Linked DNA regions of Homo sapiens: region 1 is linked to region 2. A link is a loop called in an ENCODE intact Hi-C map of the cell type or tissue named here. Cell type or tissue: gastrocnemius medialis. All regions are shown on one strand. Each heading gives the region's core, and the rest is flanking DNA. Links, peaks and the distances in the headings are about the cores only.

Evidence for each region. Hi-C counts contacts between places; a loop is a spot of excess contacts. Peaks named below come from ENCODE experiments on the same cell type or tissue, not always from the same donor. Only the 100,000 strongest peaks of a DNase experiment are listed, where the experiment ranks them.
Region 1: a loop joins it to region 2, with 2.9 times the contacts of the local background. A loop is called at or near these places in 1 of 110 quality-filtered maps.

Annotation. Positions count from the first base shown.
Region 1 is chr3:28,667,825-28,684,512 of GRCh38, reverse strand. The region is part of intron 2 of LINC00693 (long intergenic non-protein coding RNA 693); the gene reads right to left. Among named protein-coding and RNA genes, the nearest start is that of LINC00693, 100 kb to the right of the region's middle. RefSeq lists a silencer at 16,582-16,688. In gastrocnemius medialis, for the core only: no CTCF peak of the experiment used is centred there; a DNase peak (open chromatin) is centred at 10,132; H3K27ac peaks cover 2,409 bases.
Region 2 is chr3:28,735,858-28,752,545 of GRCh38, reverse strand. All of the region lies in intron 2 of LINC00693 (long intergenic non-protein coding RNA 693), which reads right to left. Among named protein-coding and RNA genes, the nearest start is that of LINC00693, 170 kb to the right of the region's middle. In gastrocnemius medialis, for the core only: no CTCF peak of the experiment used is centred there; no DNase peak of the experiment used is centred there; H3K27ac peaks cover 4,000 bases.

The DNA of each region.
Region 1 (16,688 bases), core at 7,639-11,638, 67 kb after region 2:
GTCCCAGTAATCTAGAGCAGATGCCTTAAGTGTTCTACATCCTAGCCACCATCCCACAGGCCATGTTGAAAGGTAACAAGGGCCAGGCACAGTGGCTCATGCCTGTAATCCCAGCATTTGGGAGGTGGGTGGATCACCTGAGGTCAGCAATTCGAGACCAGCCTGGCCAACGTGGTGAAACCCTGTCTCTACTAAAAATACAAAAATTAGCCAGGCATAGTGGGGGGCACCTGTAATCTCAGCTACTTGGGAGGCTGAGGCAGGAAAATCACTTGAACCCGTGAGGCGGAGGTTGCAGTGAGCCAAGACCACACCATTGCACTCCAGCCTGGGCAACAAGAGCAAAACTCCATCAAAGAAAAGAAAAGAAAAGGAGAAGAGAAGAGAAGGAAAGGAAGAGAAGAGAAGAGAAAGAAGAGAGAAGAGAAGAGAAGAGAAGAGAAAAGAGAAGAAACGAAGGTAACAGGTCAGTAGACTCAGCATTAACTACCCCCCACCTAATTCCCACCTCTTACATTCACGTTATTGGTGTAAAAGTAAAGAGAAAAAGAAGGAGGCTGCAGAACTGAAGAATTTCTCAAGATTAGCTCTTCTCCTCTCTCCCAACACTGGAGAGGGAGGGAGGCTCCATGAAAAGGAGAGGGAACATTGTGTACCTTAATTGGGGTAAGTTTAGTCACTGAGCTTGCTAGCAAGTCCTTATACCACTGGAGGTAGGTAAAGAGCACTGGGTGGATATGGTATAAAAAGGGAAAGTTTCCTGCTCCTGAAATGTGTGTAAATTAGAGCTGAACATACCAGTAGACAACAGAGATGGAAACACTGTAAACACAGATGACACTGTATTATAGTCGTGCCAGGCACAGCTATAGGATACGGCAAAGGATGGGAGGTGTTCAGCTAGGGATCAACTAGAAGATGGAGTAGAGTCTTGCATAGGGAGCCACTTAAGATGAGACTGTTATCAGGAGGCCTGATGGAGCCACCACCCATGCTCAAGGATTTCATGGACTCAATCGCAAACTAGGTCAGCAATTAGGGCCAACCAAGAAGAGTCATGCAACTTCACTATGGACAGGCATACAAGGCAACATTTTCATCTCATTCCCTTCCTCATTGCCCTCAACATCAATCAGAGTCATCATTCCAAGAAGGCAGAGCAAAAAGTGCGTAAGAGAACAGACCATAACCCAGACCCCACCACTCCTAGCCACCAGAGCCACAAGTTTAGCCTTGATTAGGGGGATGATGGGGTTGAGAGGGAGGGAGGACAGCTGAGATTAAGAAATATCAACTAAATAGAAGTTTGAAGTTTTTACATTGTTTTGTTTGTTTTATCCATCCCCCTAAGCATTTATTTATTGAGTTACAAACAATCCAATTACACTCCTTTAGTAGGTTTTACATTGTTAACACTGAGACTTAAAAACTTTAAGTGGGACTGTTTTAATAAGAAATAAGAATGTGGATTTTGCTAGAGCAAATTCGTAACAGGTTTTGGAAAAAATAAAACAATTTCACATATGATGCTGATGGGGTACAGGAAACACTAGCCCCAAATGTGGCACCTTACAATACTCAGTATTTCAAGCTGAAGGAAACTGAGAAAGCCACAGAAGCAGAAAGATCTCTCTGAACTTCTTTCCTGAAGCCTCTTGTGTGGCAGATGATCTGCCCTATATCCGAAGGGAGGGAATGCTATCCAGAGAGGCCAAGAACAATCTCAAGAAACAGACCTTGCTACTTCCCCCACCCCCAGTTTATTACCATTCAGTCATACTCCTTTTTCATCTAATCATACTTCTACATGTCTGTCCGTTCTTCATCAAACCTAAGCATAAAAATACATGATCTTCCCTATGTTTGGGGGTCTTCATTTCTGAAGACTCTCATATCCCATAATATTTGGCTAATAAATTTGCTTTGCTTTTCTCTGGCTTAAATCTTCCTTTTCTTTTACGGAACTCAGTCATAAACCTTGTGATGAGTGAGGAAAAGTTATGACTTTTTCTCCCCTACAATATCAAAGCATTCAGACAAAAGGAAACAAGGAAATTCTCAAACATATACATCAAACTGCAGCTAGTGAAAAAGTTATGAGATGACATTACTGTTCTACAAAGAAACCTAGTGTGTGTGTAGGAAGGGTGCATGGGAAATTCTGCCCTATTTGTCATTTTCCAGCTATTTGGAGTTATATCAGAGAGAGATGCTTCTTGTCTTGATTGCCAAAGGCATTTAAATTTGGCAGAACTCCTGGCTTAAATGTTTGCAAATTGTTCATACTTATAACTGGGATCTCTTTCTACAAAAGAGTAGAGAATAGAAAATTGCACTCTGCATTTTTCTCTGTGAACCTTCTTCTTGCTTCTCGTCTTCATGGTTGCCTATTAATAGTGATCGCCTTTGGAAAGGAGATCAGAAATTGCTTCAGAAAGGGTCTGTTCTTCCAAATGATATTGGTAAGATGAGGTGTTTTTTTCTTTAATAAATCTGTTTCTCTTCTGATCTCCTCACTTTGCAGCTAAAGTCTTTCAACCTCCTTGGGATGAAAGAAGTACTGCAGAATATTGATTTTTTACTTCCCCTATAAATTCATGACAAATGTTGAACAAAAGCTTATCTGGAAGTTTAGACATCCAATTAAAATTTTGCTCGCAAGTGAAAATTCCTCTTAAGAAAAGAAAAAGAACTCCAACTTCTTTGCACTCTCATACATCTTCATCTCACTGGTGACATGTCCCAGGGACCAGTCTCAAAAAATTGATCTCAGAATTAACTTGAGGTGTGTGTGTGTGTTGAAAGTGAGAAGCATCACTCAACATTTTTGCTTGCTTTGGGTCAAAAAGAAAGCAAGACACGGCATCTACCTGGAAGGGTCACGTGGTTTTGTAAATTAGGGGGCAATTTAGACCCAGAGGCTGGGTGAGTGAGTCTGTCTGGGGTGAAATGAAGACACATAGGGCTCAGAAGGGAAAAGCATGTTATTTCAGGCAAGGGATAAATATAAGTGCAGAGGCAGAAAACATGAGGGCATGGAGGGAAGCCTGAACATGTATGAGCAAAGCATCTCAGAACAGTGATGCATTGCCTAGGAGACCAACACATGGTTTGTACGACAAGAAGTCAGAAAAAAAGTCTGGCAACGGAATTGAAGCAGCCTTGCATGGGATTTCATAGAAGTCTCAGTAATTGAACTGGTTCTTTGCTCACTTTTTTTAAACCTCTGATCCTCTTTTTTTTTTTTTTCATCTATTAGCATCCTCTGCCACAACTTTACCTGATAATCTTTATCTACTTCTTTATGCCTCTTCTCCAACTACAAATTGAAACTATTACTGGAAAGGTAAAACGACATTTGGTAAAAGAAACACTGTGAATTATGTGAAATTATTAATCAAATATTGGAAAGATGATTATAATTCTGCTATCCAAATTAGAAAGATAAATGCCTAGATACACATACATATACAGGCATACCCGCCCATACACATATGTGCACATAGGCTCACATGTACATGCACATGTATACACATGCAAACATGCATGGTCATGGCTATACATTAATATACATGCATATTTGTGCTCACACACAACATAACATAAAGAAATGAAAAGCAAAAGAAAATAATCTTTCTCCACTTTAGAAACAAAGCTGTTTTTAAAAGAAGAAGCTGCCAATCTTTTCACCTCACAGGGTTCATTGTGTAATCCTAAATTCTACAGTGCTTTCCCACAGAATAATAATAACAATAACTTGATTATCATTTCTCTGCAGGGCCACAGAACAACTTTGAGTGATGAATTTAGAGGCAAAAACCTCTACAATCCCAAATTCCTCACTTCCTTACATGGGTGTGGCCCCAGGAGTTCCAAAGCATTGCCATCTTCCATGTTTTTCACCTTTCTTACTGCACCCATCTTGTCTCTCCATAGCATTCTGCATTTGTTTTGATTTACAGTTTTCACATCATCTTGGGGAAGCAGACACACAGATATATAAGCAGAGCATCAAAAAAGAGATAACTGCTCAGGGAGCCATCTGGGGAGAGGCACCAAGCTCAAGTTCTATACCCTAATAGCCATTGCTTAGATGTATTTTAGAGTGGGTAAGCAGTTGAAGGTTATATGCTCACACAGGAAAAGCTTGAGTAGAAACCTCTAGAGTAGTGGTCCCTCTTGGGATGGTCAACCCACTCTTTTGCAACTGTATTTGACAGGACTTTTTCACTTGTTAATATCGAAATTCCCACACAAACTGGCTTAAGCAAACAAAGTGAATGTACTGACTTATGTAACAGAAAAGGCAGCGCGATATCCAGGCTCTCAATCAACACTCCCAAATAAAATCAATCTCAATTTCAACCTCAATCAATTTCCCTTGCTTTCTGCCCCTCCCCTCTCTCATTTTCTTGACTCTGCTTTACTCTGTAAAGGGACTCATTCTCAAGGGGCTCTCCCCAGGTAACCACAAAGATGCCTAGGCTCCTATTCTACATCCCTTGCCCAGTAACTCCAGCAAAAGCCTTGAAGACCCTTCCTATGGGCCTGATCTTTGTCATCCGACTATACCAAAGTGATCCTTGTGGACAGGAGCCTGCTCTACTCTCACTGGCCAGGCTTTCCAACCAACAGTCAGCTGTCAAGAGCCGTGAGGGGTCTGAGATCTTACCTTCCTTGCCAGTTAAGAAGAGAGCCTCCCACAGCTTCACACATGCTGCTAGACCCTTGGGTCAGAGACAAAAAACTTGATTACTCATGGCACAGAAAGCAGTCTGTGCTTCATATTCACATTGGCTCCCCTTGCTCCACAAGTCCCTTGAAAAACATACAGAGTGGCCCAGGTAGGTGCTGCATACATACAGTTGATTTGCCTCATATGTGAGGGCCTCAAGTTTAGGAAACCCCTGATCTTAGAAGGAGGCTGCTAGCAAACCTGCTCACCCTTCACCCTGGAGGGAGATATTATCTTTATTATTCTAGTCAGGAAACAAACCTAGCCATTTCCTGCAGGGAAGCCCTATCTCTATTATCCAAGGCTGTTTACTATAAACATCCTTGAAAAGATCCTCTGAAACAAGAGCTGACACAAGATGTGCAGAAATATGAAAGATCCACAAGAATTGTCTTCCAACAATAAGGCTGTAAAGCAGGAGGAATGGGGAGAAGAGGGGTGGGAGGGGTAGTTCTCCATAATGAAGAAACATGTTCTGATACCAGAAAAGAAACACTGAGCAGACCAAAAAAAAAAAAAAAAAAAAAAAGTACTGTCTATGGTCATTGACAGTATCACACTAACTCCAGATGTATCAAATTTCTCTGACTCCTCACCTCACTTTTACCTTCTAGGACTCCCTGGCAATTTTTGCACCTAAGTGAACTGTGTCAATGTCAAATTCAAATTATTATTTCCATCTGACAGTGTGCTTCCCTTAAATTGAACTTCTAAAAAAAAAAAAAATTCTGAAAACCCTGGAGGCAAAACACATCACTCTGGGACCACCCCTTTGCATGGACCAAATGGTGGTAAAGGCCGTGGATTTCTGTCTTAAATGCCTCCATCACTTTTAGACTGATCCCATAGGTTACCTGAATTTGATAATGTGGCGCCTTCATGATCACTCCCCTCTAACTCCTGAAGTGCACACAACTCAAAAGGAAAATTAGAATTCAATATGTAGGTAGGGAGGTTAGTGCTGTGCTAGAGTAAGTGAGTAAATAGCAGACTTGGGTTCATAATCTGCTTTGTCATGTAACTGCGATGACCCTACCTGTCCATGAATTCTGAGGAATGCTTTGATTTTCCTTGAGCACAGGTTCCATGGATGGAATCTAGGAAGAGAAGATTGGCGAGAAAAGACACAAGCAAGGTGTGGAGTCCAAGAAGGGGCAAAATTTCCCCAGAGAAATAGGCGATGCCAAAGGAAAGGACAACCCCAAGAAGGAAGGCATTTGAAATTCCACAAGACTATCTTCGAAATAATTCCATTATTTTGAGCCAAAAATGTTTCTGAAAACTTTGACCTTATTATGCATAAGGGGTACTACATTTCAAAGATACACGAATTAGTTCTTTCAGTCACAGACATGGTTTTATTAACTTCAGCATCAGATTACCCAAGGAAGGAGTTTTAAGGGAGACACTGTTTTGAGCTGATAATGATACAGAACGGCTGGGCTCCCCGCTAAACCTCACCCTAGAGCTGGGAACTGAGGCCCTAACTGAAAACAGCTGACCCTGTTTTTCCATCCAAATGTTGCTTTTTTGGCCTGCCCTCCCCCTATCCTGTGCCCATAAAAGACTTCAGCTGGCGGAACAACACAAATGGCTGAGCGTTGAGGATACAAGCGGCTGAGCGGCGGGCAGAGAAGCAACTGAGGATTGGAGACTACAGAGAGACACCACTAACTTCAGATGGTGCAGCTTCAGAGAGTGGCCCTGCCAGAGATGGCCAGGCTTCAGGGAAATATCACCTTCCCATCCCCTTTCCAGACTCCCTTTCGACTGAGAGCCACCCACCACTCAATAAAGTCTTCTGCATTCATCACCTTTCAAACAGTTAGTGTGACCTGATTCTTCCTGGACGCCAAACAAGAACCCCGGTGCCAAAAGGGCAGGGGCTGCCATCCTGACCCTACACTGAGCTGGTTGGCACTTGGCCATCCCCAGAAGGCAGAGCTGAAGATCACTGGTTGTAACATGCTTGGATGCTGCTGCAGGGCCTGCACAGAGCCTGCTCCTGCCAGAGAGGAGCGACCGGCTGGTTCCAGCATTTGTTAGCTCCAGTTCCTGCACTGGCTTGCACGCTCCCTCTGGCGAGGAGTGGCCAGTGGCGAGCTGAGTGAAACAAGCCACTCCAGTTCCTGCCTGCGAAGGGGTTCAAGGGAACTATCCCGTCTCAATATGACCAAGCAGAGTGTTGGTGATGGAGATGTTGATTCCATCTGCCAATTCTGGGCTCTTTGGCAAAAATTTCAAAAACAGACCTTGCATATGTTCATTTGACAGATAAAGCAGTGCACATAGCAATAGACAAATGCTAGGTAGCAGGTACTCCTTCCCTCCTCTTCTAAGATTTTTCTACAACCTCCAACACTTCAGAATCACATTCATCTACAATGTAATAAAAAATATCTATTTGTCTCTGCCCTCACTTCCTGACACAGAGCTCCTAAAACTCTTGTAACTTTCTGAGTGATAAGGGAAATAGGAGAATCCTTTGTTATAATATTTGGCCTTAGTCTGATTCTTAAGCCAGCTTCTAAGGCCCTTGGAATCTCCAGAGTGGTAGCTTTCAGTATGCAAATGAGATGACTGGTGGCCGGGGACCCTAGATAGCTTCAGGATGGGAGTGGGTCACCAGAAAGACCAGGGCAAGATTGAAGAATTAGAACTTTCACCCCTACCCCCAACCTCTATGGAATGGAAGGGGCTGGAGATCGAGTCAATCACCAATGGCCAATGATTTAATCAATCATGCCTAAGCAATGGGGCCTCCATAAAAAGCCTAAATCTAGGGGTTTGGAGAGTTTCCAGGTTGGTGAATTTATCCACGTCACAGGAGGGTGGCATATTCCAATTCCAAAAAGACAAAAGCTCCTGCACTCAGGACCCTTTCAGTCCTCATCCTATGTACCTCTTTGTTTGGCTGTTCATTTGTATCCTTTACAATATCCTTTATAATAAACCAGTAACGGTAAATAAAGTGTTTTCCTGAGTCCTGTGAGCCATCATGACATATCATTGAACCTGAGGAGGGGGTCATGAGACACCCAATTTGTAGCCACGTCAGGTAAGAATGTGGGTAGTAATCTAGGGACCTACTACTGGCATCTGAAGTAGGGGGCAGTCTTGAGGGATTGAGCTCTTAACTCATGAGGTTGATGCTAACTTGAGTTACTGTCAGAATTGAATTAAATTGTGTGTATATCCAATTGGTATCCCCAGGGAACTGGAAAAGTACAATATATGGAAAACTACTCATTTTTTTGTCAGAAGTTTTGTGAGTAGAGAAACTGATTTCTGTTACAACCCATCCAATCACTCATTGAAAAAATGTTTCGTAGGTATCTACCATGTGTCAGGCACTGCTATGCATTAAAGATTCAGCAGTGACCAAAACATATATGGTCCCTTCCTTCATGGAGTTTATAATCTAAGGTGAAATACGGTTATTCATAAGGTCAAAACACAAATTAATACCATAAAATATTGTGCTAAAGACTAAAAAGGGGAAAAAGGAATAAGCAGTATTACTATACAACATTTTCTTGTATGTTAGGGATGTCTTCTATGAAGAAGTAACAATGTTGCTGAGAGGAAAAGGATGTTCAGGTAGTAATAGGTGAAATTAAAGGAGAGCAGAATGCTTCTCACCAAAAGCAGAGACTCTGTGAAGAGTTGGAAAGAACAGGTGGTATGGTCAGGTCCTGAATGGAGGCAGGTGATACAGTAGAATGGTGAGGAAGGTGCAGATGGGGCAGACAAAGTTGGGAAGTCAGGCAGGGTCCAGTCTGGTGGCCCCATGAGTCAGAATACACAGGCCTCCATATTAGTTCATCTAGCACTGTTATAAAGAAATACCTGAGACTGGGTAATTTATAAAGAAAAGAGGTTTAATTGGCTCACAGTTCTGCAGGCTGTACATGAAGCATAGTACCTTCTGCTTCTGGGGAGGCCTCATGAAACTTTTACTCGTGACGAAAGGCAATGCAGAGGCAGGCATCTTACATGGCAGAAGCAGCACCGAGAGAGAGGGGGGAGATGCCACACACTTTATTTATTTATCTATTTAGAGGCAGAATCTTGCTCTGTCACCCAGGCTAGAGTACAATGGCATGATCTTGGCTCACTGCAACCTCTGCTTCCCTGGTTCAAGCGATTCTTGTGCCTCAGCCTCCCAGGTAACTGGGGCTACAGGCATGTACCAACATGCCCAGCTAGGTTTTGTATTTTTAGTAGAGACAGGTTTTTGCCATGTTTTCCAGGTTGGTCTCAAACTCCTGGCCTCAAGTGATGTATCAGCCTCAGCCTCCCAAAGTGCTGGGATTACAGGTGTGAGCCACTGCACCCGGCTTAACTTTTAAACAACTAGATCTCATGAGAACTCTATCACGAGAACAGCACCAAAGGGATGGTGACCAACCATTCATGAAGGATCCACACCCATGATCCAATCACCTCCCACCAGGCCCCACCTCCAACACTGGGGATTACAGTTGAACACGAGATTTGGGTACCAATAGAGGTCCAGACCATATCACCCTCATAGGCTGGGGCAGGAACTCTGGAAGGTATTAAGAGAGAATAATGCCATCTAATTTATGTTTATAACAGATCACTCCAGCTTCTGCACACATAATGAGCCTTGGTCCAAGAAAAGAGACATGTAGACTATGTAGGGTGCAGATTTTCAGGGTGAGGTCTGAGGACCAATGTCATAAACATCACCTGGGAACTTGTTAGAAAAGCAGATTTTCAGAGCCCCACCCCAGATCTACTGAAACAGAAACTCTGGAGGTGGGGACAAGTAATCTGTGTTTTAATAAACCCTCCAAGGTGATTTTGACGCATATCAAGATCTGAAAAACCACTAGTTTAGGGGATTACTACATCATCATGGGAAGAAACTATGGTGTCTTACAGCAGGATGCTGACAGTAGAGATGGAAACCACTAATCCATGAACAAATCCTAAGTACAATCATGCACCATATATAACGATGTTGCAGTCAACAACAGACACATATACGACAGAGGTCCCATATGATTATACCATATTTTTACTGTGCCTATTCTAACGTTTAGATATACAAATATGTACCACTGTGTTACAATTGATTACAGTAATTGGTCCAGTAACATAGTCTAGGAGCAATAGGCTATGCCATACAGGGTAGGTATGTAAGTAGGCGATTCCATCTATGTTTGTGTAAATACACGCTATATGTTCACACAACAAAATTGTCTCATGACACATTTCTCAGAACACATTCCTGTCACTAAGTGATGCATGACTGTATTAATAGATGTTCCCTACAAATTTGGCAGAGGAGAGTAAATGTAGCACTTCTTAGAGCAATCAGGAGAACAACTGAGTAAGTCAGCAGGTCTTGCAGCACAAAAGGCAGCATGACTGTCTTCCGCATAACTCAGTTTGCATGCTTGAGGCTTTCCTACCCCTAAGGACTTCGGCACTTGAGATTCCTTAAAAAATTGCTACCTCTAAGAGCTAATATTTGAAACATAATTATATTCAGTTCCATTCAACAAGTCTTTACTGAGGACCTGCTGGGTACAGCGTAAGAAACAGAAATAACTCCCACCAGGAAGACCTAGAAAATGATCATGGAGAGGTGGAGGAATTCTATTAAATAGAAGGCAGCAATTGTAGCATAAAAACTGATATAAAAAGCAGAGAAAGGAAAAGTGCCCGCTTGGTGCTTAAGCTGTCCACCATATTTTGCTGGTATAACTGTTCTTTTTTCGGTCCCTTAAAACCCATCCTTCCCCAAACACACATGTATGCATATATGCAGGCACACACCCATAGATATGTCCACTCACTCACAAATGCACAGAGAAGTAATAACATGTTGCACCTCACTCTTCTACAGCTAAAATGGCAAACGCATCAATTTTTGCTTTCCGGAGGAATAAGAACCACCAATTTCATGAACATAGTTTCTTCTATAATCTTGACTTTTAGAATGAGAATGGAACTACTTACAAAAGTGAACAACTGTCTTAGATCAGGTCCCAAAATGCATCCATCCAGAACACGAGATTTGTGGAAAGGGTATTAGTGACCACCCAGTCTGACCTCCTTTAGCAGGAAATGTCAAGGGACTTGCCTAATGTATTGTGTCACAATATCCACAACAGACCTGAAACAAGAGCCTACCTATTTCTCTCAACTTTCTCATGTTACCCTCACTCCCTTCCAAAGAGTCATTACACTGAGAAGGTACTCATTTATATAAAAATATTTGAGTAAACTTCATTCAATGAGCGTGAAAACGTACACTGTAGAATATTCCAGCTTAATCAAGAGGCAGTCTGTTCAAGTAACTCCATGCTCTGAACATTCTGGCTAAGATTTCACTCTGTTTCCTTAGCCACTGTTCTACTCTCAGGGTAAGATGTGCTTGCATGCCGTGAAGATAATCATTAGAGGGATTAGAGACATTTCTGAGTGCACAAGAGTGACACAGAAACCAAGAGAGGCTTCTTCCTTGGCAACATCAATTAGGCAATCCCAATTGTCAGAGTGAAGTAACATCTTACTTCAAACAGAACAGAGTTGGGGAAAAAAAATACACGACAAACATCAAGAAAGCAGCAGTAGCTCCAATAATATCTTTACACAAAAACAAACTTCAAACCTGAACAAGTCTATCAGTCAACATTTGTTTGTCCTTTTTTTTGTTCTCAAAATGAAGAACAGCTGAATGGAGCAGGGATTTTGATGGGGATAGATGGTTTCTATAATTTGGTTCCCCAAAGTTTATTTGTTCTGGTCATTTTCTCTCATTTATCTTAACAGATCAATATCTGTCTTCAGGTGCTCCCCCACAATTTAGCAATCTGAAAAAGAATGAGTTTCTGCAGGAAAACTGTGACTTATTGGTAGAGTTTGGGTTGGGTCATTCACAGCAGATTTGAGTTTGGGGAAAGCTTCCTGAGAAGTACTGATGCCAGTGCACCTGCTAAGTTTAAGATCAAATATTTACTCCATGGAGAATATAATCATTTTTTAATTAAGGAAGCTTAGACATGAATAAAATAACAGAAAAAAATGTATGATTTCTATTCAGTCCTAAAACTGTCAATGACAGAAAATGACTTCCCACGAAGACTGGGAGCTCCCAGCCACTCAGCTATGTCATTCCAGGCATTTTTGGTAACCCAGAAATGCTGTGGCTATGAACGGACTCAGGGAACTGTCCTTCAGGGGAATCTCTTTAATAGATATGTTTTAGGTGCCTGTTTTGCCTAAGGAGGCAGAGAGAGACCTAGTGAGAGAAAATTTAAAGCAACAGAGACAGAGAAAAAAAAAGAGACAGAGACAAGGATACACTGAAAAGAAAAAGAAAAGAAAGGAACAGAAGTAATGCTGTCCAGGCAGAGAGCAGAACACACACACACACACATACATACACACACACACAGAATGGCTGCTTCAGTATTCTTAGTTCACATGCCTCCACCATCAGATGTCCCATTCTCTCTTGTCCTTGGTATTCTTGAGATCCACTTGTGTCCTTAAATGTAGGCCTCTCACAATCAATGCACATGGAAAAGAACGATCCTTTATCTTGATTATTTTGTGGGCACTGATTTTAATTTTTTTCAGTCAACTTGACTCTACTGATCTATATTATGAATGATCATAATCCAACTCACAAATATTAGACTCACAAAGTAAGCAAATACGGTTAGCTCACTCCTTTCCTAAAATCCACTGATGCCTCTCCATTGCTCAGAGAATACAGCTCTGTTTCTCTAACCTGTCTCACTAAGCCCTGCAGGATCTGACCTCCGCTCACCTTTTCAGCCTCTGTTGTCACCTCACCCCACCTCAAACCGTGTTCCATGGACAGAACTATGGACTTCTCTTCATTACTCAAGCCCACCAGGATCTTGTCTCTTCTTCAAGGCTCTCCCTAAAACCTCCACCCCTCCCTCAGGATCCCAAGATTCACTCACCAATCCAATCCCTGGCCCTCAGCAAGTAGAGAAAAGCATTCTCTAAATCTCCTCAACCCCAGTTAGCTACTTTTCTTATGTATCCTCTCAGGACAGCACAGTTGCCCGAATCACAGGCTCTCTGGCCGTGTTGTAACCATCTCCTGACTTGCCTCTCTCCCCACCATGGGATCATGTCTTCCACGTTCACTACTGCTTGCCTAACCTCAACACTGAGGATGATATTTTAAAAGTACAAATTTAGGGTCATTTTAAGCTAAACCATTCTTTGGGGGGGAGGGCAGTTGTGTGTGTATAACAAAAAGGAATTTTCACTAAAAGATATAAGTTAAAGAACTGAATACTTCCAGTATTCCTTATGAAGTTCCATGTCAAGAAATATCTCACTGCCAAATATGAGATTTAACGGTCAAAACAATTCTGGACCAGTGCCATTTGCTTGGCAATGGTGGGAGGACTCTGGGGGGATTTTGCCCTCCATTTTCAGCCAACCTACTGCACAGATAATCAGATTAATTCTCTGAGGTTGAGTTCCCTGGGAAACAGAGCCTAAGACTCTGAGATTTGTGTGCCAGAGGTTTGTCGGGAGTGCCCTTGGGATAAATTCTGGAGGAAAGGGAAGGAAGCGGGATTAGGTAGAGAGAGGACCTATACTGTGATACACTCTCAATAGAGGTCTCTGGATTCAGTGGGGAGTTTGAACGCTTGCAAGGTCCTTTACAGTCGTCTTAAATTGAAGCAAGGGGCTGGGCACTGGTGTGCTAGATAAAAGGTTATTGGATACTCTCTGCCCCTTTCCTCCTGGGAGCAATCACAACCTTGGGCAAAGCAATTCCCAGAGGCAGTGAGCAACTGGGCAGAGAGAATGACATGTGAGAACAGTGTCCCTCACTAGCTGCAGTTGAGAAAATGAATGCCTGGGTCCTAAAGCAGGCACCTGGGCTGCACATCACAGCATCTACTACACTATTTCATCAGGAAGAGAAAGAGGTTCTGATGCTTTTATTACTTATCCCTGGTCAGAACTCATGGGTACGGGGTTATCAATTACAACATCCCTTCAACCAACTGGCAATACAATCGGATATATTTCTCCTTAACATTCCTACAAGGAAATATCTACAGAGCTAGCTCGCATTTTTCAAATAAAAACATAGCTCTATCAAGAGGCTTTTGGTAGTACAGGTGTTCGGCTTTGGTGAGGTGAAAGGTGGGGCTGAAAAAAGAAAAGTTTGGCAGACTTAATTAATAACAGTAAACAATAGCTATACTTTATTTATTCCACAGGCATCCCATGAAAAGGGAACTGAATCCAAATGAGCCTGGATGAATCACAAAGGTCCAGGCCCTCAAAGGGAATTTTCCTGAGGAACTAGGAGAGCATACATAGAAACTCCATGCGTACTTTTTAGCTGAATTGAATGAAAGCTTATGCAAAATTGTGGCACCCATACTTTTATTCTGAAACAGTGAAGTTTTCAGTTCTAGGTCAGTCTTTTAAAGACAAATTAATAAAGATGTTCTGGGGTTTGAGAATTTTAACAGGAGATACAGAAAATAGCAGAAAAGGAAGACTGGTCTTAGAAGACTTGAGTAAGACAAAGGAGGTAAGGGAAGGTAGAACCTTAGTATTGCATTCTGGCTGTGTCTGAGCAAAGGAAGAAAGCTTAGAGGCGTCTAAGAGGGGCTGACAGATGCAGGCCGCAGGAATGGCAGAAATCAATAATATGAAGTCATAAAACCAGACAGGCATTGAACATTTAGATGGCAGAGCAGACCCAGAAAAAAATTGCAGTGTGCTGTGTCAGTATCTGCAAAACAAACAAACAAAAACCATAAAGGTGACATGCTGCAAATGTTGGCAAGGGAGATCCTGGAATTACTTGCTACTCACTAAAAATGTGTAAACTGTCAGTGAGATAGTCCTAATTTATGGTACTGTCTTAAGTTACTTTAGTAACATAAAATTTTAAAGGCTTGCATAGACTCATTTGGGACTTCTATTGCCCATTCTTAGTTTTGAAATAATGGCCTCAACTGTGAATTCTCTTACGAAGGTTTTTAATACCTAATTTCTGTGTTAGGTAGAAGCCATTGCATGTACACACATTTTACTAACGGACATACACACCATCCACTTGCAGCTCACCAAGCTCCCTAATGTGCATGTTTGTCCACAAGCTCCTAGACCCTGACCATGAGTGAGCTACTGGGACCAGAAGGATGGTAATCCCAGCTCTGTCATTTACTATCCTTGAGATCTTGCAAAATTCCCTTAACTACAGAAAGACACAGCTTTCTTATCTCTTAAATAACATAGGAATGAATATTTGAAAAGCCCTGTCCATCTTGCAAGGCTTTCTTAGAGTTTCAAATGAGATTTTATAAGTGAAAGTCACTTATAAACTTTAAGATGCAATATAAACATAAGAAATTATGGTGGCATGTGTAGAGAGTATAGGATTCTGCTCATATTATGTAACGAGTATAGAAATTATCCAGCAAAATTGGTGAGAAAAAAATAGTTTAAATATAAGTTCATTTACATTTGGCCATTTTTCACCCTAATAATACAAGCTACCACAACATGAAACATAATAATAAATGAACTTGCTCATGGTTACTGTGGAAATGCTTTCATAAAACAGCTATGTCTGGTGTGATTTAAAAAAAAAAGCCAATATTTACCAAGTGCACTTAATATGGGCTGGCACTATTCTAAGAGTTTTAGATGTATTAAAACTCATTTAATCCCCATTACACCCCTATGAGGAAGGTAATATTATAATAGTAAACTCACTTTACTAATGAGAAATCTGGGGCTCAGAGAGGTTAATTTGCCCAAGATCACATAAATAGGAGGGGTGGCACCAAGAGCTGAACCCAAGCAGTCTGGCTCCTAACCCAACACAGTGATATACTAGAGAGAGAGAATATCAGCACTAACATTGAAAAGTTGTAACTGTGGGAAGGAGGTAGAAAAGGACGGTCAGGGAAAGAAAATATTTGTAAAATGTTAATCTGCTTAATGTTTTTACCTAACCTCTTCCAAGTGTACAAAACTTTGTGATTAAAAACAAACACCTAGCCCACAAACATACAGTCTAATAACCAGGAGTCTCTTTATTTCTCATAAAGGGATTTATCTGTCCTTAATGGTTCTGCTGTCTGATCTCAGATGGACCTAACCCCATTCCCCATTCTTAATTACCAGCAATTCAATTTGAACCAGGGTAAATGGACAGCTTGATCATATCTGCAGTCTGACACCAGAAATGCTATGACAACCACCCATTTTTCTTTAAAAAAATGATCTCGTAGCTTGTATCATGTCCTGTCTTTCATCTTCTGGAAGAAGAGAGATGGAATGTACAAATAAGCCACACTGTTGGCCAGAAGCCTGTGTGATAATAAGCCCTGATCTCCCATAGGTCAGAGTACGATACCAGACCATTCAGAGCATACAGGGCAAGTCAAATGCCCTGTGAGCTTCTGTGACTACAGGAAAGAACAGTCATTTTGAACCTTTTGGGTTTCTGCCAGGGGAACTTTATTCAGTCCCCAACGTGAGCACCTTCTTTGTGCCAGGCACTGTCAGACACCGGGGACACAGAATGAATATGACCCAGTCTCTGCCCTGAGGAGTTCACAGCATAGCAGGGCAATGCAGATACATAAATAGCCACCTGTGATGAGTGCTAAAAAAAGGGACAGGAGGAGAGCACACACAGAGGAAGGAGAGAATGGAGAGGGGTACATATTCAGGAATTATTTCTGATTAAGATGAATGGGATTTGGGATTTAACTAGGTGGGGTGGGAGAGAGAAATGATCCTAAAGTTTCTGGCTCTCAGGTCAGCTCAGACCATTATAGAGAAAGACTAGTTCTAAGAGGCTATGTCTGAGCTCATGTGCTCAAAAGCCCCAAGTGACAAGTTTCAAACCACCATTAGCGCCATCTGTTGGCCACAGTAGGAGGTG
Region 2 (16,688 bases), core at 8,316-12,315:
ATTGACTTTTGTATCCTGAGGGTTTGCCAAGTTGCTTATCATCTAAGCAGCTCTTGGGCTGAGAAGATGGGGTTTTCCAGATACAGGATCGTATCATCTGCAAACAAAGGTAGTTTGGCTTCCTCTCTTCCTATTTGAATGTCCTTTATTTCTTTCTCTTGCCTGATTCCCCTGGCCAGAACTTCCAATACTATCTTGAATAGGACTGGTGAGATAGGGCAAACTTGTCTTGTGCTGGTTTTCAAGGGGAATGCTTCCAGCTTTTGCCCATTCAGTATGATATTGGCTGTGGGTTTGTCATATATGGCTTTTATTATTTAGAGGTATGTTCTTTCAATACCTAGTTTATTAAGAGTTTTTAAAATGAAGGGATGTTAATTTTTATCAAAGGCCTTTTATGCATCTATTTACATAATCATGTGGTTTTTGTCTTTAGCTCTGTTTATGTGATGAGTCATATTTATTGATTTGCCTATGTTGAACTAACCTTGCAACCCCGGGATGAAGCCTACTTGATTGTGGTGGATAAGCTTTTTGATGTGCTGCTGGATTCAGTTTGCTAGTATTTTGTTGACAATTTTCACATCGATATTCATTAAGGATATTGGCCTAAAGTGTTCTATTTTTTTGTTGTATTTCTGGCAGGTTTTGGTATCAGGATGATACTGGCCTCATAGAATGAGTTAGAGAGGAGTCCCTCTTTTTCAGTGTTTTGGAATAGTTTCTATAGGAATGGTATCCGCTCTTCTTTGTACCTCTGGCAGAATTCAGCTGTGAATCCATCTGGCCCTGGGCTTTTTTCAGTCAATAGCCTATTTATTACTGCCTCAATTTTCAGAACTCATTATTGGTCTATTCAGGGATTCAATTCCTTCCTGGTTCAGTCTTGAGAGGATATATATGTCCAGGAATTTATCCATTTCTTCTAGATTTTCTAGTTTATGTGCATAGAGGTGTTTATAGTATTTTTTGATGACTGTTTGTATTTCTGTGCGGTCAGTGGGGAGATCCCCCTTATCATTTCTGATTGTGTTTATTTGATTTTTCTTTCTTTTCTTCTTTATTAGTCTAGCTAGAGGTCTATCTATTTTATTAATATTTTTTCCAAAACCCAGCTCCTGGATTCATCGATTTTTTGAAGGGTTTTTCATGTTTCTAGATTCTTCAGTTCAGCTCTGATCTTGGTTATTTCTTGTTTTTTTTTCTAGCCTTGTGGTTTGTTTCCTCTTGGTTCTCTAGTTGTTTTAAGTGATTTTAGGTTGTTAACTTGAGATCTTTCTAGCTTTTGGATGTGGGCATTTAGAGCTATAAATTTCCCTCTTAACACTGCCTTGGCTGCATCCAGAGATTATGGTAGATTGTATCTTTGTTCTCAGTAGTTTCAAAGAACTTCTTTATTTCTGCCTTAATTTCATTATTTACCTAGGAGTCATTCAGGAGCAGGTTGTTCAATTTCCACATAGGCGTGTGGTTTTGAGTGAATTACTTAATCTTGAGTTATAATTTGATTGCACTGTGGTCTGAGAGATGGTTTGTTATGATTTCAGTTCTTTTACATTTGCTGAGGAGAGTTTTAGTTCCGATTATGTGGTCAGTTTTAGAGTAAGAGTCATGCAGTGATGAGAAGAATGTATATTCTGTTTTTTGGGGGTGAAGAGTTCTGTAGATATCTATCAGGTCCACCTAATGGAGAGCTGAGTTTGGGTCCTGAATATCTTTGTTAATTTTCTGTCTCTGTGATCTATCTAATACCGTCAGTGGGGTGTTAAAGTCTCCCACTACTACTGTGTGGGAGTCTAAATCTCTTTGAAGGTCTCTAAGAACTTACTTTGTGAATCTGAGGGCTCCTGTGTTGGGTGCATATATATTTAGGATAGTTAGCTCTTCTTGTTAAATTGAACCCTTTACCATTATGTAATGCCCTTGCCTTTTTTGATCTTTGGTAGTTTAAAATCTATTTTGCCAGTAATTAGGATGGCAGTCCTTGTTTTTTTCTGTTTTCCATTTGCTTCATAAATTTTCCTCCATCCCTTTATTTTGGAGCCTATGTGTGTCTTTGCATGTGAAATGGGTCTCTTGAAGACAGCATACTGATGGATCTTGGTTCTTTATTTAAATTGCCATTTTGTGTCTTTTAATTGGAGCATTTAGCCCATTTACATTTAAGGTTAGTGGTATTGTTATATGTGGACTTGATCCTGTCATCATGACGCTAGCCGGTTATTTTGTAGACTTGTTTATGTGTTGGGAATGAGGTTTTTGAGTTACGCTTTGCTCATTCACTATAGTTCTATTGCAGAGCTTCATGCCATGATGGAAATGTTCTGTGCTGTCTAATATAGAAGTCACTAGCCACTGGTAGCTTTGAGTTCCTGAAATGAAGCTACCATGATTAAGAAACTAAATTTTAAATTATACTTAATCTTAATTAATTTGAGCTTAAATAGCAATGTGTGCAGGTACAGTAAACTTGTACTAGCATACTGGATAGTGAAAGTTTACTATATTTTAGAGATCGTTTCATGTAAGCTCCTATTCAATAGCCTCTGGGCCTGTGATGGGAGGGGCTGCCATAAAGATCTCTGATACGCCCTGGAGACATTTTTCCTATTGTCTTGGTGATTAACATTTGGTTCCTCATTACTTGTGCAAATTTCTACAGCCAGCTTGACTTTCTCTCAAGAAAATATATTTTTTCTATTGCATTATCAGGCTCAAATTTTTCAAACTTTTATGCTCTGCTTTCCTTTTAAATGCACATTCCTATTTCAGATCATTTCCCTCAAGTTCAAAGTTCCACAGATTTCTAGGGCAGGTGTAAAATGCCATCAGTCTCTTTGCTAAAGTATACCAAGAGTAACCTTTGCTCCAGTTCCCAAGATTCTTCATCTCCATCTGAGACCAATTCAGCCTAGACTTCATTGTCCATATCATTATCAGCATTTTGGTGAAAGCCATTCAACCAGTCTCTAGGAAGTTCCAAACTTTTCCACATATTCCTGTCTTCCTCTGAGTCCTCCAAACTGTTCCAACCTCTGCCTGTTACCCAATTCCAAAGTGGATTCCACATTTTTGGGTATCTTTATAGCAACACCTACTCTCTGTAGCACCAATTTACTGTATTAGTCTGTTCTCACATTGCTATGAAGAAATATCCAAGACTAGATAATTTATGAAGGAAAGGAGTTCAGTTGACTCGCAGTTGCACATGGCTGGGGAGGCCTCAGGAAACTTAAAATGATCCCAGAAGGGGAAGCAAACACACTTTCCTTCACATGGCAGCAGGAGTCAGAAATGCCAAGCAAAGTGGGGAAAAGCCCCTTATAAAACCATCAGATCTCAAGAGAACTCATTCATTAACAAGAGAACAGCAAGAGGGTAACTGCCCCCAAGATTAAATTACTTCCCACTGGGTCCTTCTCACAACACTTGGGGATTATGGGAACTACAATTCAAGATGAGATTTGTGTGGGGACACATCCAAACCATATTAGTATGATTTTACATATTAAAGAATAATTAACCCTGAGATGCATTCTCAGAGAGCTCATTCCTAGGCACATCTGCCAGGGCAGCTAAAAGTTACATAAAACACATAGACATTTCCATTAACAAAGATCGACACACAGGAGTCCTTGTAGGAGGCATTTGCTAAAGCCTAGGCTACAGGCCTTCTGTAGCAATATGTCAATAACTAACCAGTGTCAGATGAACAAGAGCCCTCTGCAGTGTTTCTGTCTTTGCCAGTCTTAACTTCCCATCTACCAGCTCCTTAGAGAAGATCTATACATACAATGCAATTCAAGAGAAGACTATATTACATCAGATCCACTTTAGAGGTACTACTAATCATCATGAGCCCCATGCCCACCATCCCAGTGCTGTCAGTCTTATCCTTTAAAAATACAGGAGACCTAGTATAAAACCTCCAGTGCTTGTTGGCAACTGCCCACCTCTTTGACCTAGGTGAGTTGAAGGAAGGACATGCTGACCCATTGCATCTCCAATAGCACCCAGCTCTCATTCTTCTGAAATGTTTCCTGTGATGTGTCAGGACTTCATGCCACAGATAAAGTAGATGCTTCATAATCCACAATGTGGCTAAACTACCCACTATTCCCAGTATGGTTTGCAGCTGAAACATGTCTAGTGGATCACAGGGAATCCTAACTTAGGGCAGCCATCACAATCTGAATCCTTGTACCCCAAGTTGCTCCTCGTTTTCTGTCTGGTTCAACTGGTCTCCCAGATCTTTTTCCCTATGCCACTTGAGGCATACTCCTTTGAGGAACTTGCATAAGGATGCTTTTTGTACTGGTTTGAATGTTATCTATCATTACTTTTGGGTCTTTATAGACACTGGCTTCCTAAATGTTCAAAATCCCTTTCTCCTTTCCAAACCATTTTTCTCACTAATATGTGTGAATGTAGCAGAGAATGTTGGTCCCTTACTGTATCCCTCAGGTCTTACAAAGACCAGCCTTGAAACTGCCATTAACTGCATCTCTTTGCATGAGGTTTGTTTTGTTTTGTTTCTCGAGAAACTATTCTGTCCAGGTATGGTGATCTATGAATATCTGGGTATTAACTCACCTTGAGAGGAGTCCTCAACCAGTTACTGATAGGAGTCCAGGGCAAATGTTCTAAATTATTTCCCAGAATTTTTTCATAGGCTTTAGCTCTAGCTGTGCACAGTCATAGCTGGCTCCATATCATACCCTTTGTTGTCTGCCTTACTTTTCCTGTCATTCTTTCCCTCTCTTCTTACTGGCATTTGCTATACCTCCCAAATAAACTACTTGCTCTCAAGTCCTTGTCTCAGGGTCACTTCTGGGGGACTAAAACTAAGCCAATAGAAAACTACCTTTTTCTAATTCTAGTCACTTCAGTCATTTCAGAAATGCCTTAACTTTATGTACATATAGATATATGTATACATAAATATGTATTTCCAGTCTATGTCAATTGAATTTATAAATAACTATATATATATATATATATATGCAGCTGACATTTAAGTTTTTATATATTTTGTTGTGTGCTGGTTTTGTCTTTCCTGTAAGTTGATAAGATGCTCAAAGGCCAGGAGTGCAGCACCTCCTTCTTCTATAATTTTACACGATGCCTGGTGTGATGCTCCACAGAGTGAATATTCATTTAACCAGGGCTGAGAGACAAGGGGCCATGGAGGTCAGGTCTGTTTGTCCTGCGGGCTTGTCAAGGGTGAGAAATCTCCTAAGATAAAAAAATTGTGATGCTGTTTCCAACCCTTTGAAGGATGAACCTGGAAGCCTAAAATGAGAGCTGGCCCTGAGACAGGGCACCAAGTCAGAACATCAGTCCTGTGGCACATGCTATGCCCTCCAGGCCACTGGGACATGAAATCCTGTGTAATCAGATACGTTCTCTTGACCTGTTTCTGAGTGACAGTCCAGTTTGGGGTGAACTGGGCTACATGAGCTAGACAGACCAATGTGAGGCCCATTTCTGGGAGAACTTTCCTAAAAACCCTGGGCCTTTGCTGCAAATCAATAGAATTATTAAATATCTCAAAGCATATTACAGAACAGGGTGCTAATAGGTGAGGGTCCAATATAGGTAAAGAAGAGGTCCTACTTTGACCCACCTTACACTCCAGAAGTGAAATATTTATGGGGTACTTAATAGCGGTGAGCGATGAGTAATACTAATGCCACTAACCGCAAATACCTTATTTTTGCTTAGGCCTCTCATCTCCCTCTTGGGCCAGGAGGACTTTATGGCATTTCCACTTGTCTATTTCCCTTCCTAACTAGAATAAAGGCTAATTTATCAAACATTCTAAACCTGGAATCTTTATTAACTAGCTCCCCCAGGACACAAAGATTCTAAAGGACCTTCTGAATCAAACAAAGGTGAAATGACACTCGGTGTTATTTCAGAGTTGAGTATTTTGTTGCATTATTTCTAAGCCTTTTACAACTGACAATCCAGATAAAGTATTGATTAAACAGATCACTCTGCATCCTCAACTTGGCTGCTAACAGAGTTCACTGTAATATAGTTTTGGCCCTTGTTGGTTGAGTCTAGTGCCTCAAGAGCAAATTACCACCGAAGACCTCACACACTCAGCACCTCACAGAAACCTTGCCGTGACTCCAGGTGCGTGGGGCAGGCCTGCCCACAGAATGCAGCCTCCCACAAGCTGTGAGATTCTAAAAGAACTTTTCTAAGGCTTTTTCTGAGGAAAGCACACCAACATATGGCTTTATATGAATCCTGCTGATTGAGGAAACTTTAGATTCTACAGAAGCTTTCTAAAAATAATTCCAATTTGAATAGAAAGTCGAGTCCTTTACAGAGCCCAGACTGTTTTGTTCTCCCATCACATGGGAACTTGAAGAGGCCACAACAATGACAAGCAGACAGAGCAATGTGTAATTCATCCAGAAATGAACTGCCAACAGAATTACAAACAGCTGTCACAATGGCTGGGATAAAAGCCAGAATTAAGAAGGGCATGGAAGGGAAGCACAATAATAACCAGAGACCTCTAAGCACCAAATGTGAAGGCACACAGAACATATTCTCGTGACCTTCCTCTAACTTCCACCTCCATCCACGCAGAATGCTTCATCTGACAGTCAGATAAATTCACTTAGAAAATAAATCATCATTTACATACAATGTATTGAAAATAGACACGAGCCAGAACAACCAAGTTTCAGAGTAAAGTACTAGAAGAGCTGATCAATTCAAAAGTGTTTTGCACATTCTTTAGAGAAGAAATTTGCCGCTAAATTTTCTCATATATGCATGAGAGATGCAATACCAAGGAATGTTTAATTATACTCACCTTCAAAGCTACATGTCTACTGAAAGAAAACTGTGGCAAAATAGAAAACAGGAAACACATTCCATAAGGCTGATTCACTCTCTGGGATTTTTACATGTAGGAGTGCCATTATCGCATAAAAATGGTATCTTGTGTTGCCAACAATATTACCCATACATACGGAAGACTTCAGCACTTTCTTAGGAATCGCATTAAAAACATACCATACTATCCCAAATTGTGCTCAAGTTTGCATAGAAGTTATCATTGGCTATTTAACCTGTAGTAAGTTATTAAACATTACCCCTTGGTAGTCTCATTAATGTCTAAAGTACTTGAATATTAAAGATTACCTTTTATAAAGTCACTTCTAAATCAGCCCGGTCTCTACTCCTAAGGCAGCTTAACATCTCTTCACCTTAGTTTTATATCATCCCTTTTCTTTCACCTCAAAAATACATTTGTCCTTGAGAAGCTCTAGGTGTTATTAATGAAGAATGGATACGGGAATATTTATCATGTTAAGTGTTTTTATGATGCTGATGGTGCTTCGAAGAAGACTAAGGCTCTTACATAAACACTGTTGTACACATTTCTGACTTTGCAACTAGAGTATGTACTCCCTGAAAGCTGAGGCCATCCCTTCTGCATGCTCTTTTTGTAAGCTTCATAATGCCCAGCAGAATGCTGGAGACTAAAGTGACTATATTTTCTGAATAAAAAATTAGATGGTCTCTGCAAGGAGATATTTTGCAGTTCTGACAAACCAGGATTAGGTATCCCAATGCTTCCAAAAATAGGTTCCAGACAAGTATTCCTGATAATAAATGGTGCCAATGATTCACCTCCTGGAGACCTTCCCATTTTTTTCCATTTACTCCTCTCCTAATTTTACCTGTAACCTACTGCTGGAGGTGGGAGGAGATGAGGAAAGGAGAGTAAAAGGAGACAATTTTCTCTAAATGACTTCCAGCATTCCTAGCTCTATATCTGAAGAATGGGGGCTCTCAACAAAGTCTTAAATGTAAGATTTTATTTAAGATGCAGCTTACTGATGCCAATACTGCAAGAATTTTGCCAGATTATCACAACTGGGGAAGGAGGCCTTAGGAGGCTGTTGACCCACAGGGTAAGACAGAGGCCAGACCCAGGAGTTTTTGGTCTTCTAAACTTAATCCTATCCCTCTTGAACCTTTGCATACTGATGCTCACAGGAAATGAAGAAGGCAGAGACAGTGAAGTTTGGCAGGGGTGAGTCTGTCTTTCTTTGGGAGTGCTGGGAGTGGAGCTGGTTGTTACATGTTTGGGAGAGACACCCAGGAAATAAGAGAGAATTCTGCTCATTACTAAGACATATTTATGATATATAATAGGCACTCATCTAGCTAACTCTATTCTGGGTTTCAATTGCCTCATCTGTAACATGGGATTACTGAGTGTCTTGATTACATTGATCATCTTATATTCATGCATGGCATTCATACAATTGTTCTAATCAACTGGACCTGTCAATGGGAAAGTCCCCTTTGCTGTAGCCCAAAGAAGGTTACTCAGGTCAGCTCCCAAAACGGATTCACGTAAAGTTTTTGCTTCCAAGTCTATACCAGTAAATTTCCAATCTATCAGGCCTTCCAAAGCTGCGATTCACAGGAACCAAGTTCCCAGGGAGGAAATGAATATAAACAGAGTTCACATTTGTCTGTGTGTGGCCTACCCAGATGTAAACAGATTACTCAACCAGGGCAAACACATGAGGTGCCAACATCAAACTCGAACAGTGACAGTGCCAATTATGACTGGGCTTGCCTTCTTGAATTTGAAATGTCACTTACATTGGAGAAATGTTCAGTATGTAAAAGCCCTGTGAAAGATAAACCAACCATACCACTATGACTTTCATTCCCATACATGTCATGAGAAAGAAGCCAAGTAGAATAACCAACTTGCTGTGCTGTGCTGCAAACCTTCAAATGCCATGATTTTTGAAGAAATAGAATTATTCGATGTAGTCCACAAGTCATATGAACATAAAGGCCCTGGAGGGCCCCCAGGCAAATGAAGAGGGCTGGGTGGGCACAGTGTGAAACCTAAGAGTGTGGGACTCAGTTCCAGCGATCACTTGCTATGAGGCTACAAGGGGCCGGAACTTCCTATTTTTTCAAGAGAAGACAAAAATCAAGATTGTTTATGGGAAGCTTCCTAACATTAAAATGTTGGCAATGACAAACTTTTTAAATTACTGTGCAGGCAAACAAGACACAGCTATGGGCCAGATTCAGCTTGTGAGTTGCCAAATTCCTAGGCTTCTTCTATAGATAAAATTATAGACATGGAAAATGTCAGATTTCAATGGTTTTAATGTAAGCAGTGTATAGTGTAAAAATGTCAGCCTAGGAGTCAAGAAACTTGTACATCTGTGCTAGATCTGTTGTGTTCTTATGAAGAAAAGGTGGGCAAATCACTTGCCTTCCTGGAGTCTTCATTTCCTACCCTCTGAAATGGAGGTAGACCTCAAGGTTATTGTGAGGATTATACCAAAGTGGGCAATGATACAAGAACAGCACTCAGTGCACTGCCTAGTATATTACACCATAGTCCACTTTGCATCTCTGTTTTCACAGCTGAAAATTTGGGATAATAATAATTTTACGTCAAAGAAGCTATTGTTTGAATTAAGTGGGATAATACAAACAAAGGGCTTAGCACAGTGCCTGACAGAGAGTAAGAGCTCAATAAATATTTGTTATTATTATTATTTGTAACCAACAAACTTTTAGTTCTAAATTTTACAGACACAGATACAGAGACCTAGAGAGAAAGATGGTTTATCAATAGCCCCAGTTGTGTGTAGCAAACTCAGAATCAAGAAACAGGTCTCCTGACTTCTGACTGGCAAACTTATCCATGAAGTTCTAGTTTCAACAAAACTCTTGGCTCACAAAGTGCTCTTATTTTATATTGGCTTCATCAGTATATTCAATATTAATCAATAGGCTGGGATCATTTTTGTTGTTAGTGATTTATAAAGTTGATATGATTGTATCTTAATTTATTGATAAAGTAGGAGAGGAACAGGGAAGAAAAATATTGGCAGATTTTCTCCATTATATAAAGTCCAAAAAAAGTTTGTACTTTTCCATAAAATTCAAAGGATTAACTAATTTTTATTTTTAGAAAACCTACTGCATGAAATGGCCTGCATTCTGATTCATTATATAAAATTAGAGTTTTGTTGTCTTTCCTATAACAGCACTGAAACCAACATCCTTCATGATTCCAATAATATGTTTGACATCTGCAGAAAAAGAATGCTATCCTATTTAAATAGATAAAGTTATCCCAAACCACTGTTTAGGTAAACAGGGCTTATGTATATAAATAATGTCTAGGTAAAACACTCAGGAATCTAACTTTGAAAGCAAAACTTCATAAATATTTAGAAAACAAGGTGAGAGACAGTATTGTAAAGAATCAACAAAATTGAAAGTTCCAAAAACATGTAGTTTACTTAATATGGGCCAGAAAATAGGGCCCTATTTTTAATAATAATTTGTTCATTGCCTACTACCTCTCATTCCTACTTACCTCTCATTCATCTGCATTCCATATCTTTTGTTCTCTTCAGTTCTACATATCTTGTCCCCCTTAAGGACCTAACACTCTACAGTCTCCCCTTATTTTCTCTCATGTTCCCATCCAGTCTCCGTGAACACCTATGGTGAGATCAGTCTAGTCAGAAAGTCTATATTAAACATATGCTCCATCACCTTTTAACCAGTCCCAGAGCAGGTGCTTGGAGCAACCTTAGAAAGTCTTGTTCTCTCAGAGAGTTATCTCATTCTGCTACTTCTCTCATGTTTTCTAAGTTTTCCATTTGTTTAAAGACTTAATTAATACTAACTAGGAGTCAGCCACTGACCCAACCCACTCAGGTTCATTGATTCAACAAATGGCAATCTCAGGTGGCCATTTATACCTCCATCCAGGTATGTCCTTAGTTACTATTCAAAACTGTGGAAATAACCACACTAAGCAACTTTAAAGTCTTTACTTTCTTGATGATATTTTAAGCTCCTTCAGAAAAGGGAATGAGTATTGTTGGCATTTGGAAACATTTCTCCTACCAAACACATAGTAAAATGTCCTTCACTTAGTAAGCATCCTAGTAATAACTTGTTAAATTATGGCTCAAATTTATGTCTGATCATCATTTTAAAACACCTTTATCTCTTAAAATTCTCAGTGCTTTCCCAGGAGAAAGTAGAGATGAACTCATTACTATACCTGGCAAAGTGAAAAGCCCAAACTGGATTGCTGTCGCCCTTCTAGTTTGTTACACAACTAGAATATGAAGCTGGTTAGAAATCACATCCATCCAGGCTGCCAGATCTATCAAGCATCCTATCGAAGATATTAACATATGAGCTCGTTAGAGTGCGATTTATGCATTACCATCATAGATAATGGAGACGAAAAGGAACCCGTCAAATCACAGGGCCTATTTGTCTGCTCAAGGAAAGTGTTAAATTAAAATGATTATTTATATATGTTCTGTAGAGCTTTGAAGACTTTATTCTTTATATTCCCTTGACAATTTGGCAAGGGGCAAAGAGCACAGTGGTCCCCCACTATTTGTGGTTTAGCTTTCCATGGTTTCAGTTACCCACTGCCAACTGCAATCCAAAAATGGGTGGATAGTACAGTAAGATATTTGGAGAGAAAGGCCACATTTACATAACATTTATTACAGTATTTTGTTATGATTGTTCTATTTTATGGTTAGTTATTGTTGTTAATCTCTTACTGTGCCTAATTTATAAATTAAACTTTATCATAAGTATATACGTATAGGAAAAATCATAGTATATACTGTATAGGGTTTGTTACTATCTGCAGTTCCAGGCATCCACTGGGGGTCTTAGAATGTATCCCCTGCAGATAAAGGGAGACTACTGTATGTCCATTTTATATGGGTGAAGAAGAGAGTAACCCATATTCTTCAGAGATTCCAGTTCTGTCCCCTGAGCTCAGACAATGAAATGTTTAGGTCACAGATTTCAGGATAAAAATTCTCTGACAGGTTTATATGTTCCTAATCAGAGTACAAAAGTTAATTATAATGAAGTTTACTGTCATTTTATAGGCATGACTTTACATAATGAGGCCATTTATTTCTTTATAAAATGTAGTTACAATTCAGATATTCAGCTGCAAGCTGAACAGTAGTGGCTTAGCAATGGCTTCATGGACCAAAATAGAGATATAAATAGCGCAATCATTCCTTAGGTAATTTATTACCTACTCATTCACTTAGGAAAGGTTTTTTTCATAAAATGGAGCTCTTTATTAAAACAACTAACTACCTTTCTTTATATTTACCAAAACAATAGAAAGAACAATAGCAAAAGAAATTCAAACAGCTAGATACAATTAGGTGGCACATCCACAAACCTTATACTGTTATTTGTCACTTCGCAATCTAAGCATGATCACAAACACACAACTAATTAGTCCTCGTGCTATCCTTAAGTTTTTTGCTGTGTGTGTGTGTATGTGTGTGTGTGTGTGTGTGCGTGCGTGTGTTGGGTGACACGCTTTGCTCAAAGCCATCTGTCCAGCATTATGAGTGTCTAAACTCTATGTGATCTTTCTTATATTTAAGTTTTCACTTTCTCTAACATTCACACTAACAAAAAAAATACATCTCTGTTGTCTGCCTGCTATTTAGTACAGAGTATTCCCTCTTTCTCTTTCCAAGTTTCCTGATTGCCCTTCTCTTTATTGTCTTTGCAGAAAGGAAAAAACAGGCAGTCTAGAGATACGACAAATTTTATGACACCACTGCAGGTTAGTTTCTAATTTGGAAAGTAGTTCTGAAAGTTTAAGGAGTTGCTGTGTGTATTACTCTAAAGTTCAGTCTACAAGCCTCCACAGCTGCTGCCCTGATTAGCTGACTCAAATACAGCTCAGATACTATACTATTTTAAAAGGACTTGGAATTACCTAAACATCAATCTATTTCAGACTTTCTTCCTTTAAAAAATGTAAATATTTTCCTTACACAGTACACAACACACACATACACACATACTATTTAAGTGCCCAAAGGAACTGCACTGTATTAGATATTTTGACATTTTTTTTCCTAGAACTTTGTAACAGGCAATACTGACTCAGACAGACATGTAGTGAGCATTCAGCAAACACTACATAAATCATGAACTGTGAAGAGACAATGCAATGTCTGTCCCACATATGACAGCCTAAGGGCTTTTGAGGTGGAGAAACAAAGATAGATATAAAACTAGGAAAAACTGTCCAATCTCTAATGATACCTATGTCTAGTAGGCTCAGGAGCCTGAAAGATTTTTGGTTTGCTTATCAAACCAAAAGAAGTAGAACTAGCAAAGCGGCTTGACAAATTTAAAAGGAAAGTGGCTCAAATGAGGCAGGAGATTCTTAAAGGGGGAAATTATCATATTATCATAAAGATCCAAATGAACCTTAAAAGAAAGGATTGTGAAAAAATAGTGCTAACCAAGTGGCTGCACAGGCAGATCTCTCATAGGCTTATATTTTCAAAGACTCTTCACAAAGAAAGAAAAAATGTCCAAGGTGAAGAATGCATACAAAGTCTCAGGAAGGCTAAAGCAGAGAAAGAACTAAGGACTTTTGATAAAATTGTGAAGAAATAAAAGTGCCTTTTCTTCTATGAGTCCTTTTTTAAAGCTCACTCCAAAAAGAAAAACAAAAGATAGGTTAGCTAATTGTAGTACAGTTAATGTTCATAGAAGAAAAAACCAGACCACTCTTTTGCAGTCATTTTCTCTATCAGGATGGTTTTCAAACAAAAAGGGCCAAAATTAACAAAGAGAATATTCGTTTATTTATTTTACTGGCTGATTACTTAAATTATTTATTAATGTCTAAATGCTAGGAATTGCACCAGCATCTGGAAAAAAATGTTGGTGCATAAGGCAAACATGGTCTTTTGACCTCATGGAACTTGAATTCTAGTGCATTTAAAACAGAAAAGGAAATCTGACAGCTTCCTTAATATAGTCACACACACATCCTCCAAGGTTAGTAAAGAAGTTATCTATCACTCGTTTGGCAACCTTGAAGTGCTAAAGATTCATTTTATTAATAGAGCTGTCAGATTTCTTTACAATGTCTAAGAGATGATGAGGAAATAGTAATAGAGCACTTGACTGATTGAGTTTGAGACTCCAGGACCAAATAAATCAGATTCTAAAATACTGAAATATTTTATGCGGTAACTGTAAAACATATAGTGAATTTTATTCTTTAAAACTCTTATAAGAATTTCAAAAACTACACAAATATTAAGTGCTTTTTTTTTTTTTTTAACAATTCTAACCATATAGAGAGACTACAGAAGAAGACATAGTTATGGGATCACGATAATGTTGCAATCGAGGTCCTTATGCACATATTTTAATGGAGTGGCGTGCTGGAGCCCACTCATATAGACTCAGTACAGCCAATTGTGTGCATCTCTCCCCAATTCTGCATTTAGGGATGGCACATTAGTAACCTGGACTTGACCATAATGGGAGTATTTACAGCATGGACAGTGGTAAGTACTACAACGAGATTTTCTTCCTTTCTTCCTTCCTTTTTTCCTTCCCTTCCTTCCTCCCTCATCCTCTTCCTTCCTTTCATTTCTCTCCTCCTTCTTCTCCTTTGTTCTGGAGAGCAACTGGTAAAACATTTACCAGTACACTAATGTTTTAATATAATATGCTGTGACTTCTGAAGAATTGTTTCCCAGAGGGTTTTCTGGATGTGTACAATTTTAATTTTCATAGATGCCACCAGGTTATTTTTCATACTGTAAAAATTTATACTATGATTATAAGCATATGAATGTGTATGTGTGTGTGTGTGTGTGTGTGTGTGTATATATATATATATATATATTTAAACTGAGTCCTCACCAGTCATATGATGAATGTTCTACCTGCTTTTTATTTTAACCAATGAAACAGATAAAAAATTGTGTCCATTATTGTTTTAATTTGTGATACCCAGATTACAAATGAGATAGGGGATCTTTTTTTTTCCCATACAGGTACCAGCAATTTGCATTTCTCTTCTGTGAACTGCCTGTTCATGTACTTTGCTTATTTTTCAACTTTAGTCATTTACTTTTTATCACTTAGTCTGATCAGATGAGTTATATATTATATGAACTTTTGTTCTGTCATTTGTTACAAGTATTTTCCCTACTCTATTTTTGATCTTTAGACTTTGTCTTGATATCTTTTGCCAAACATTTTCAGCAAAAAAAGTGTTTATCTTTTTTTTGTGGTTCTTGGGTTTTGTGTTTGATTTAAGCAGTTCTCCCCATATCAAAGGCTTCAAGAAAAGTAAGATGATTAAGTGGTTAAGAGCTTGGACTCTGCACACAAAGAGCTTTAGTTTGAATCCTAGCTCTTCCACTCTGAATGCCAGGCAGCTTTAAGTCTGTTTCTCATCTATAAGTTGGGCAAAGAATACCAAATTTATGGGGCTATTATGATGAATAAATATTTAACTATGTATTGTGAAATTTTCTGTTCATCTCTCCTCATTGTACTGTCTCCCCTATCCGGAAATGTCTACATTGGTTCAATTTTCAATTAGTCATATTAGTTCACCAAATGTTTTTACAGACGGAGTATAATAATGGCAGAGAGAGCGGCCAAGATGGCCGATTCAAAGCAGCTAAGGTCTGTGGCACTCACAGAGAGGAATGAAAGTGGCAAGTGAATTTAGCACCTTAAACTGAAGTGTCTAAGTTCTCCCATTGGGACTGACTACACACACTGACTCAACCCATGGAGGATGAAGAAAAGCATGGTGGGCCAACAGCCCACCCAGAAGTGGCATGGAACCAAAGGAACCCTACCCCCAGCCAAAGGAAGTGGCAAGTGATTTTGCAACCCTGCTGGAGAAACCATGCTTCTTCCAGGGATCTTTGCAACCCGTGGGATCAGGAGATCCCCTCGTGAGCTCACACCATCACGACCTGGAGTCTGATACACAGAGCTGTGTGGAGCCTCAGAAGAGCCCCCGCTCAGGCACACACAGACACCCAAGAGTTTTACATACTCTGGCCCTGGGATCCCCAGCAAGGCAGGAGATCTCTCTGTACACATCCCTAGGAAGGGGGCTGAATCCAGGGGGCCAAGAAGCATTGTTCTGCAGGCCCCACTTCTATAGCAACTCATAAGTTAAGACCCTCTAACTTGGAATTCCAGCCAATCAACAGCAACAGGCTGGAGGCTTGAGACAGGACCGAGTTCCTGGAGGGAGGGTTGGCCACCACCTCTGTGGTTTGGTAGACTCAGCTGTTCCAGCCTGCCAGCATTGGAGAATCCAAACAGTCTGGATGAGGAAGGGTCCCCCACAACACAGCACACTTGCTCTAACAAAAAGCAGCCAGACTGCTTCTTTAGGCAGGTCCCTGATCCCATTCCTCTTGATGGGATGAGACCTCCCAACATAGGTCTCCAGCCACCTCCTACAGGTATACTCAGGCCGGCAACAGGTCAGTACCCACCTGGGACGGAGATTCCAGAAAAAGGAGCAGGGTGCCATCTTTGCTGTTTTGCAGGCTTCACTGGTGATACCTCCAGGCATGGGAAAAATGGAGGCAACTAGGGTCTGAAGCAGACCCCCAGCAAACTGCAGCAGCCCTATGGAAGAGTGGCCTGACTGTTAAAAGAAAAACAAACAAACAGAAACAATAATGTCAACAAAAAAGACCCTACAAAAACCCCATTCAAAGGTTAGCAACCTCAAATATTGAAGGTAGATAAGCCCACAAAGATGAGAAAGAATCAATGCAAAAATGCTGAAAACTCAA